2 separate regions of the Mus musculus genome follow, and region 1 is linked to region 2. Evidence: chromatin loops called from intact Hi-C (ENCODE). Cell type or tissue: heart. All regions are shown on one strand. Region 1 holds the start of Kcnq1 (potassium voltage-gated channel, subfamily Q, member 1). Region 2 holds the start of Kcnq1ot1 (KCNQ1 overlapping transcript 1).

The links. Hi-C counts contacts between places; a loop is a spot of excess contacts. Peaks named below come from ENCODE experiments on the same cell type or tissue, not always from the same donor. Only the 100,000 strongest peaks of a DNase experiment are listed, where the experiment ranks them.
Region 1: it touches region 2 in a loop (2.5-fold over the local background); 1 of 42 quality-filtered maps calls a loop at or near these places.

What each region holds. Positions count from the first base shown.
Region 1 is chr7:143,105,526-143,109,525 of GRCm38, reverse strand. It overlaps Kcnq1 (potassium voltage-gated channel, subfamily Q, member 1), which reads right to left and starts at 2,272. Exons shown (of 16, transcript NM_008434.2): 1 at 1,785-2,272. The coding sequence starts at 2,167. In heart, CTCF peaks have their summits at 1,119 and 2,257; DNase peaks (open chromatin) are centred at 65, 335, 1,075 and 2,145; H3K4me3 peaks cover 2,571 bases; H3K27ac peaks cover 2,692 bases; H3K27me3 peaks cover 3,107 bases.
Region 2 is chr7:143,294,198-143,298,197 of GRCm38, reverse strand. All of the region lies in intron 11 of Kcnq1 (potassium voltage-gated channel, subfamily Q, member 1), which reads right to left. It overlaps Kcnq1ot1 (KCNQ1 overlapping transcript 1), which reads left to right and starts at 1,651. Exons shown (of 1, transcript NR_001461.5): 1 at 1,651-4,000. In heart, a CTCF peak has its summit at 1,664; DNase peaks (open chromatin) are centred at 1,507 and 2,620; H3K4me3 peaks cover 2,723 bases; H3K27ac peaks cover 2,838 bases.

The DNA.
Region 1 (4,000 bases), 190 kb after region 2:
CCTCCTGAAGGTGATGGAGATGAGATCCCTCCCCCTAGTGTCTGAGCAAACCACATGCTGTACCCAGCAGGGTCCTCCCAGCTTACTTACCCCTCCCTCTTTGTAACTAAACTCCATGGGCAGCCAGGGCTGGGCAAGATTCACCGACCACCACTCAGGAGCTAGCATCTCTCTCCCTCTCCTTGACAAAGAAGATCTTAGACCACCAATCTAGAAGCCACCAGGGCTCAGTGGCTCCTGGCTCCTGGCTCCTGGCTCCTGGCTCCTGAGGAGGCTGGGCAAAGGCAAGCTCTGCTGAGCAAACTTCCCGAGGGCTGAACAATCCAATTCAGGAAGAAAGCACAGTGTAAGCACAGACTTCCTCTGGGGCAGGACAAGCCCTCTTCCTCCACCAGGTCCAGGCCACCAGAGTCAGGAACTTAACAACGCTCATTCTAATGACCTGCATCCCCAGGAGGATTCCATGCAAGTGTCTGAAGGCTGCCCACCTTGGCAAATGGGGCTCCTGCACAAAAAGGTAACAGAGTAGCGGCTTCTCCAGCACCTTTCATCTCAGGGATCTTAGGATCCAGCAGGCAAGTTATAGAAAGCAGCAAGCCATGTTTGCTAGACATTCCTACAGTGGTTAAGGTTAAGGCCCTTTGGGGTCTTTATGCCCTGAGAAAAGCCCACTCCTGCTGCAAACACATGCAGTGCCTCCATCCTCGAAAGACCAGCAATGAAGCCTCAGGGGTCCTGGCACTTTGGGAGGTAAGGCAGGGGGTTGGGTGGCCTTAAGGACATACCAAGAATGCCAGTGGGGACAGGGTGTCCAGAGACTTGCCCTGGATACCCTGGGCAATCGTCTCCCTTTGCAAGGCAAACAGCCATCCGAATTCACTTTTGTGAGCCTGGTTCTTGCTGTGCCTCAGAGGCATAAACAGACCTCTGGACAACCAGTGGAGGTCCTCCCCTGCCCAGGTGGCAAGACTAGCCACAAGGAGGTCACCTAGTGGAACATCTAAAGCAATTAGCTGCGGGGTCGGTTGAGTAGAATCCTGAGCCAGAGGCTGGCAGGGCACCAAGAAACTAGGCAGCCAGGAAGTGCTGCCTCGAGGTGGCCAGGGGAGGCAGCAAGGAGGGCAGCCAGCCCATTCCTGGAGATGACTTTCTGTGACCCTGCCCTTGAAAAATGAAGTGCCCTGCCCCTCTCAGGCAGCCTGTGAGAATAAGAGCCACCTGGTAGCAGTGAGGGCCAGGTGCAGCTCAGCTCCCTCTCCTGTTCCCTAAAGCAGGTGCTGTTCTCGGACAATGTCTACTGGGCTCGCTCAGGGCATCAAGCCTGCTTTCATCAGCCTGGGTTATTGAAGCTGTGGGCACTCCCTGTGGACATCTTGGGCAACACCAGTGCACCTGCTAATCTATCCTGTTGCTCTGAGTGCCTAAGACACAGACACCAGCCAAGGCCTGGATGGGCTTGCACACAGACACCAGTCACTCCTGGAGGCTCCTGAGTCTCTCTTGTCACAACTGACCCACACCAAAAGGTCGGCTTCCAGCTTGCTTACTCCTCCTGTAGAGACTAACATCTAAGCGCTGTCCCTCTATCCCAAGTGAATGCCCTGGGGGATCTCCTAGGTTGGTGTACTGCAAGTGTCCCCCTCCACAAGCCACAGCAGAGTCCCTGAGTTTAAGGGACCGACTCTCAGTCTGGTTTCTGCTTTCTGTGATTAGCCCTTCCTTGCCTCCCCTAGGGTCATAGTGGCACCAGCCCTAAGAGTCGTGCGTGCAGGGAGGTTACTCACACGGTGAAGTGGTACACGAAACACTTCCAACCCGTGGGGCGCTCGAGGAAGTTGTAGACTCGGCCCTGGATGTGGGTGCGCGCCAGCAGCGGGCGGCGCGCACTGTAGATGGAGACCCGCGGGTCAAGGCTCACCCGCGGACGTGGGCCGAGGTCTGCAGGGGCCGGGGCGGGCGACACTGGGGTCGACATGGGGGGCGCGAGCCCGGGGGCTCCGGTTGGCGCGATGGGCGCATAGACCGTGCTGCCCTCAGGGCCACCTTCGGCCAGCTCCAGTGAGAAGGGACACTTCTTGACCACCGCGCTGCCCCGCCGGGCGCCTAGCAGGCGGCTCCAACCCGCGCGCTTCCTTTCAGCACTGGGCGGGGACGAGGCCGTGTCCATGGCCAGACAGGACCCCTGACCCCGCTGCTCCTCGGAGCTGAGGTGAAGGCAGCGCAGAGCGCAGGGCGCAGCGCGGGTAGCCACTGCTGCCAGCCCAGCCACGGGGGGCCGCTGTCTGCTCCGCCTGGGGGCGGGGGCGGGGTTGGTCCCCGGGGATGGCATGTCCCGCCCCCAGGACGCCCCGCCCCTGGGCGCCACCGCGCGCCTACCTGCGGCCTTGCTCAGCCAGCGGGTTACCTGCTCCGCCAAGCCAAGTCAGGCTATCTCCGCGTTCCGGGCTGGGCGCACCTGCTGGGCGCACGTGCTTCCCCGCACCCCGAGGACCGCCCGCCTGCTTGGCTCTAGGGTCCTCCAACCTGGGACCAGCAGATACCACCACCACGAATCACAAGCACCCTTTTTCTCGCTATCTGAACCTACCCTAGAGAGGGAGCGGGAGGCAGAAAAGGGCATCCCAGGCCACGCATGGACACTTTCCGGCACAGAATGAGGAAGTGTTAGCCCAGCGGACACTGAGCACCCTTGGGTGTCCAGAAGCCTCTGTTGGCGGCGGAGAATGCGAAAATCTCTTCCCAGTAGTTAATCGCAGCCCATAAGACAGCGGGATGGAGGAGATGGGAACAGACCAAGAGTGGTGCTCACTAAGAGTGGGGTCAAAGGCAAGTGCTAGATTGCGGGTTTTACAGGTAGACACCGCCCGCGGGGCTGCCTGAGCGTTTACATGTTTACACTCCCTTTAAGTTTGTACCTCTCCAGAGTGACACAGAAGGAGCTTTATGTCCCGTGGTGGTGTGAGGATAGTCAGAAGGTTTGTGCAGCTGGCTCTTGCTACACTGGCCTTTGTGTGGGATGGAAGGGCACCTGCATCCCAGGACAATTCCAAAATCCCATTCTCCTGTGATCCGCCACACCCACCTCTCACACCACTCACAAGAATAACTTTCAGATACCGTCCTGTTAGCTTCAGTTGTCAACTTGACACAGCCTAGGGTCATCTGAGAAGGGAATCAGTAGGAGGACTGCCTAAATTGGATTAGACTGTGGGTGTGTCTGAGGAAGATTGTCTTGATTGTCTTAGTTGATGTGGGAAGACACAGCCCACTGTGGGCCGTGTCTGTTTCCTGGGCAGGTGGGCCTAAGCTATATAAGAAAGGTAGCTGGGCATGAGCCTGAGAACAAACAAACAAGCAAGCAGCGCTCCTCTGGGTTTTCTGCTCAACTTCCTTGGTTGTGAATGAGTTCTTTGATGGGAGTTGGTGCTATGTAGAATATTGAGCAGGCCTGCCTCCAGGTTCCTGGTTGAGGTCCTTCTCTGGCCCCCCTTTGAAGATGGGCTGTAATTGGTAAGCTGAAATAAACCCTTTCCTCACCCAAGCTGCTCTTGGTCCTGGTGTTTATCGCAGTGATGGAAGGATACGAGAACAGGTGGATCAAAGGCTTTGGTGAAAGCTGTGCAGAAAGAACAAAGGTGAGGGGCCATTGCTATAACCAGAGGTAGAGTGTGTGCCTGGTGTATGCAAGGACCTAGGTCTGATGAGGATGTGGGGGAAGAGCACCTGCCTCAAGAAACTGTCACTAAGGAAAACATTTCCAACTGTGCTGTGAAATCCGGAAGCGGCAGATAAAGCAGAAAGTTGCCGCAGGGGAAGTAGGAGATAGGAGACAAGGCCGTTTTCACCACCACAGGCAAAGGATTAATAATAATCATTCATACATAAGGACCATCTAAAGCCTGGGCAGACTGCCGCAGCCAGTGCTGTGGGAGAGTGGGCTGAAAACAGGATCCGAACACAGGGAAAGAGGCATGCAGCCTTGGTGCCTCAGGGGGAAAAC
Region 2 (4,000 bases):
ATAACCACGTTTACCATGTGGCCCTGATGCCCCTCTTAGAGGTCAATTGGAAGGCTGGCAATGGCAGGAAGCAGGTGCCTAGTCACTTATGCTGGGGAAGTGGAAGGGGCCATTTGTGGCAAAAGATCCCAGGCTTCACTTCCAAGATGCAAGCTCAAAGCTAATATGATGAATTTAAAGATGGTGACAGGTTCTTGAGGGACCCCATTAACTGCACATCTGCTCTGGGATAGGCAGAAAAGAAAACCACCCATCAGGTAGGAGGGTAGGACTGGCCCTTTGAATCAAATGCAGCATGTTCCAGACGGGCCCAAAAGGAATTGGCAAAGCAGATGTGTGGCCTGGTAGGAGGTGGGGTACCAAGCTAGGAGTAGCTTCTGAGGGTAAAAAGGAACTGTCTGTTGCTAGAGGATGACACCAGTTTCTCTTTTCTCCAGCTAAATAACAACAGGAGAAAAAAAGAGAAAAAGAACAGAAAAGAAAAAGAAAAAGAAAAAAAACCCAAACCTAAAAACCGTGCCTTCCCCTCCTTCCCCCACATATACTCAGTCATCTTTGGCAAGAGAGCTTCCTGGCTGTTTTTGTAGACATATATTTTCAGCAAAAGCAGTTAAGATGTATGGCTTCCTTGCGTGCTTTAGATGACCACACCCTGGCCTGTTCACAGGACTGGCTCTCCCTCCCCTTCCCCTAAATCCTGTTTGAAGTCAATTCTGGGTAGGGGTGGTTTGGAGAATATACCCAGAGTTCCACATGCTAAAACTATAGTTTGCACAGAAATCTGCATTCCCCCCCCTCGCCCCAGGCTTGCTTATGAATCCTGGGCAAGTGGATTGTCCCCCAAATCTGGCATTTTGTCAAGTTTCTCCAGGCTTTAGGTCAATGCTAGATACAGGGTGGTGCGTAGACAGTGTTAGTCAAATAAATGCATGGATAAGTAAGTGGACAGAGTGGAAACGATCCTGAACACTCCAGTGACAGGGCCAGGAACCAAGAGAATCTGGAGGATGGGTCGAGTGGCTGGGGTCTAACCTCAGGACTATCATTACCTAGTTTTATAACATGGGCAGACCCAGGGCCCCCTCCTTTTCATAAGTAAGATAGCCCCAAGACTTTCCTTACTTGGTGATTAAAAAAAAAAAAACAAGCAGGGTGGCCTCCTTGTGTGCTTTAGATGACCACACCCTGGCCTGCACAGTAGGATTCCATGGGACAGCTGAGAGGGTGGATTGCTTTTTTGCATCCCAAGGTCAGGCCAGAGCCAGGGGCATACTCATCTTTGGCCATGAAACCGTTTAGGTACATTGGCTGCCTCAGGTATCTGCCCTGTACTGCATTGAGGTTGGTCTCACACTTATTCAGAGTTAAGAACCCCAGGTTCAGCTAGGAAGGGATGAGGAAGGTAGGCCTTAAGGGGTGGTGGACCCAGCAGGCTAGGTCGTACAATCCTGTACAAGCTCACCCAATCCAAATGCTGGAGACATCAGGCTGTTTCCTCTTGGCCAATAAAAATAGTCAGCACAGAGCTATCTGTATCCAGCCTATCATGAGGAAGAGCTCCCTAGTCATTATTCAGCATCTGTCCAATCAACAGTGTCGTGGCTGCCACGTCACCAAGGTCTTGGTAGGTGGCCTAGCCGTTGTCGCTAGGAGGAACAGTTGCCTCAGCACGTCTGCGCAGCTTTCCTTGCGGCGCCCCTCCGCGTGGTCTATGATGGTGCATTTTGGTCCAGTCAGGCCCGGTGTGGTCGGCCTCATTTTGGATTACTTCGGTGGGCTTCTCCTCGGCGTGGTTACGGTCTAGTACACCTTAGTGTGCTTTTCTCTGCATGGTCCTTCCCAGCGTGGCTCGTCTCAGCAGCGTGGTTTTCATCCGTGTGATCGTCCTCTGCATGGTTTTTCACGGTGAGGTCATATCAGCCAGCCACCAGCCTCAGCATATTTGTCCACAGTTCTTTTGGAGCTGCCTCTGCTCGGATCACTTGAGCACTACACCTCAGTCCCGACTAGCCATCCTCAGTGTGCTTTGCTCAACGCGATCCTCCTCAGTGTTTGTCCTGAGCCTAGACCTCCATGGTGAGGTCTTATCTTGTTTCGTCATGGTGGTCGGCGATATGGTCCGATCTGCCTCAGCAATTGGGTCACTTCCGTGTGGATCGTTTCAGCACGGATCACTCCAGCGCGGTCGGCTGCCTTGGCGCGATCCACTTGGCTTCTCAGCATTTTTTTTTAGCCTGCTGGGTTCTCTCAGTTTTTCTTCAACACGCTTCTTTTCCCTCTGTGTGATTCTACTTGGAGAGCTTTTCTGTTCAGCTTGGTTCCCAGCGCTTCTTTTTCTCGGCATGGTTCTCCTAGGTATGGTTTTTTTCTCAGCGCGGGTTTCTTCTCTGAGTCAGCACGGCACAAGTCGCAAGTCCGCGTGGCCGCGCTCATCATAGCCTCCCCCTCCTCGCGGCAAGCACTCACGGCCAGAAGCAGAGGTGATTCGTGCCGCGCTTTCGCGGCTGGGCTCCATCTTCGTTTTGCCGCAGTGGCTCCGTATTCGTTTTGCAGTTACGGCTCGGTCCTCGTTTCACGGCCGGTCCTCGTTTCACGGCCGTGGCTCAGTTCTCGTATTTTGCGTCCACGTCCCCATCTTTGTGGCCCAGGCTTACAGAAGCAGGGGTGGTCTTGAGGCCCTTTGAGCCCCGAGGTCGGTCGAGTCCCAAGGTGAGTGGCCTAGGACACCGGCTCAGGCCTTCGGATTCTAAACCCCGGGCCGAGTCAGAACGCACTGGAGCTGAAACCGAATCGGGTCTGGAGACCCCTGAGCTTTGTAGCCCGGTGTGGCCAGCACCAAGGTAGTGAGTGGAGTACGTGTTGTTATGTGGTAGCTGTTTTAATGCTGAGAGTGAGGGGCTCCGTTCGGAATGTTCGCGCATGGTGGGGGAAGGGTATCGTGGAACTGAGGCTGGGGAAGGCTGCTTATTCGGAGTTTTGAACCGAGTTGTGATCTAGCTCTTGGATCCGAGTTGGGTGTGTGTATGTGTGGGTCTACAGTGGTTCCGAGTCTAGAGTGGAGTCACGATTGGAATCGGGTAGAGATTCGGGTCTGGAGCCGACTCGGAATTCAGGTGTGGGGGATTGGGAACTTGGGGTGGAGGCCGCAGTGGTTGCAGTGGGTTCTTAACCTTCCTTGTGCTTTGACCCTTTAATACAGTTACTCATGTTGTGGTGACCTCCAACCATAAAATTAATTTCATTGCTACCTCATAACTGCAATGTTGCTACTGTTATGAGTCATTATGTAAATACCTGTGTTTTCCGATGGTCTTAGGCGATCCCTATGAAAGGGTTGTTCAAGCCTAAAGGGGTCACGACCCACACGTTGAGACCTGCAGAGTCAGAATCAGGTCTGAATTGGGGGAATAGCAGAACTGGGAGTTACCTCCAGATTTTCAGTTGGGATTTGATTCTTTTCTGTGGTTTTAAATTGAGATCCCAGAGGCTCAGGTCTCTGTTGGGGACCAGACTGAGGGTTTCTAGTTATATTCAGGACCTGACTGGGCAGTACAGTAAGAATTAAAGTTGGTTTTGAGTGTGAGCATAATGGTCTGAGGTAGGGATCAGGACTGAAGTATAAAGAGTCTGGTTTTTAACAAGTGGGAATCACATTTTGAGACATGGGGTCCCATGTGGGTCAGAGTTGATTTAAAGGACCAAGGCCAGGGCCCAAACCTTAGTCCTCCATTTTGTTGTTCTTGTTGGTCACATTCCCTTTTCTGTAAAATGGGGAGGAGTGCTTTCCGCTGTAACCTTTCTGGGCATAAAAGGGAGTAAGTAATTCATAGAGGTAAAAATAGTCTTATCTTAAATGATTAAAAAGTGTAAAATATTTCTCAATAGTAATAAGGACAAATAATATGCATTTAACAATCTTTTCTCATACCGTGTGCCCTTTGTTAGGCACTACCAAAAAGGAACCTTTTCTGTTCTGTTCCCTAGAGCTTGCCCCACCCAG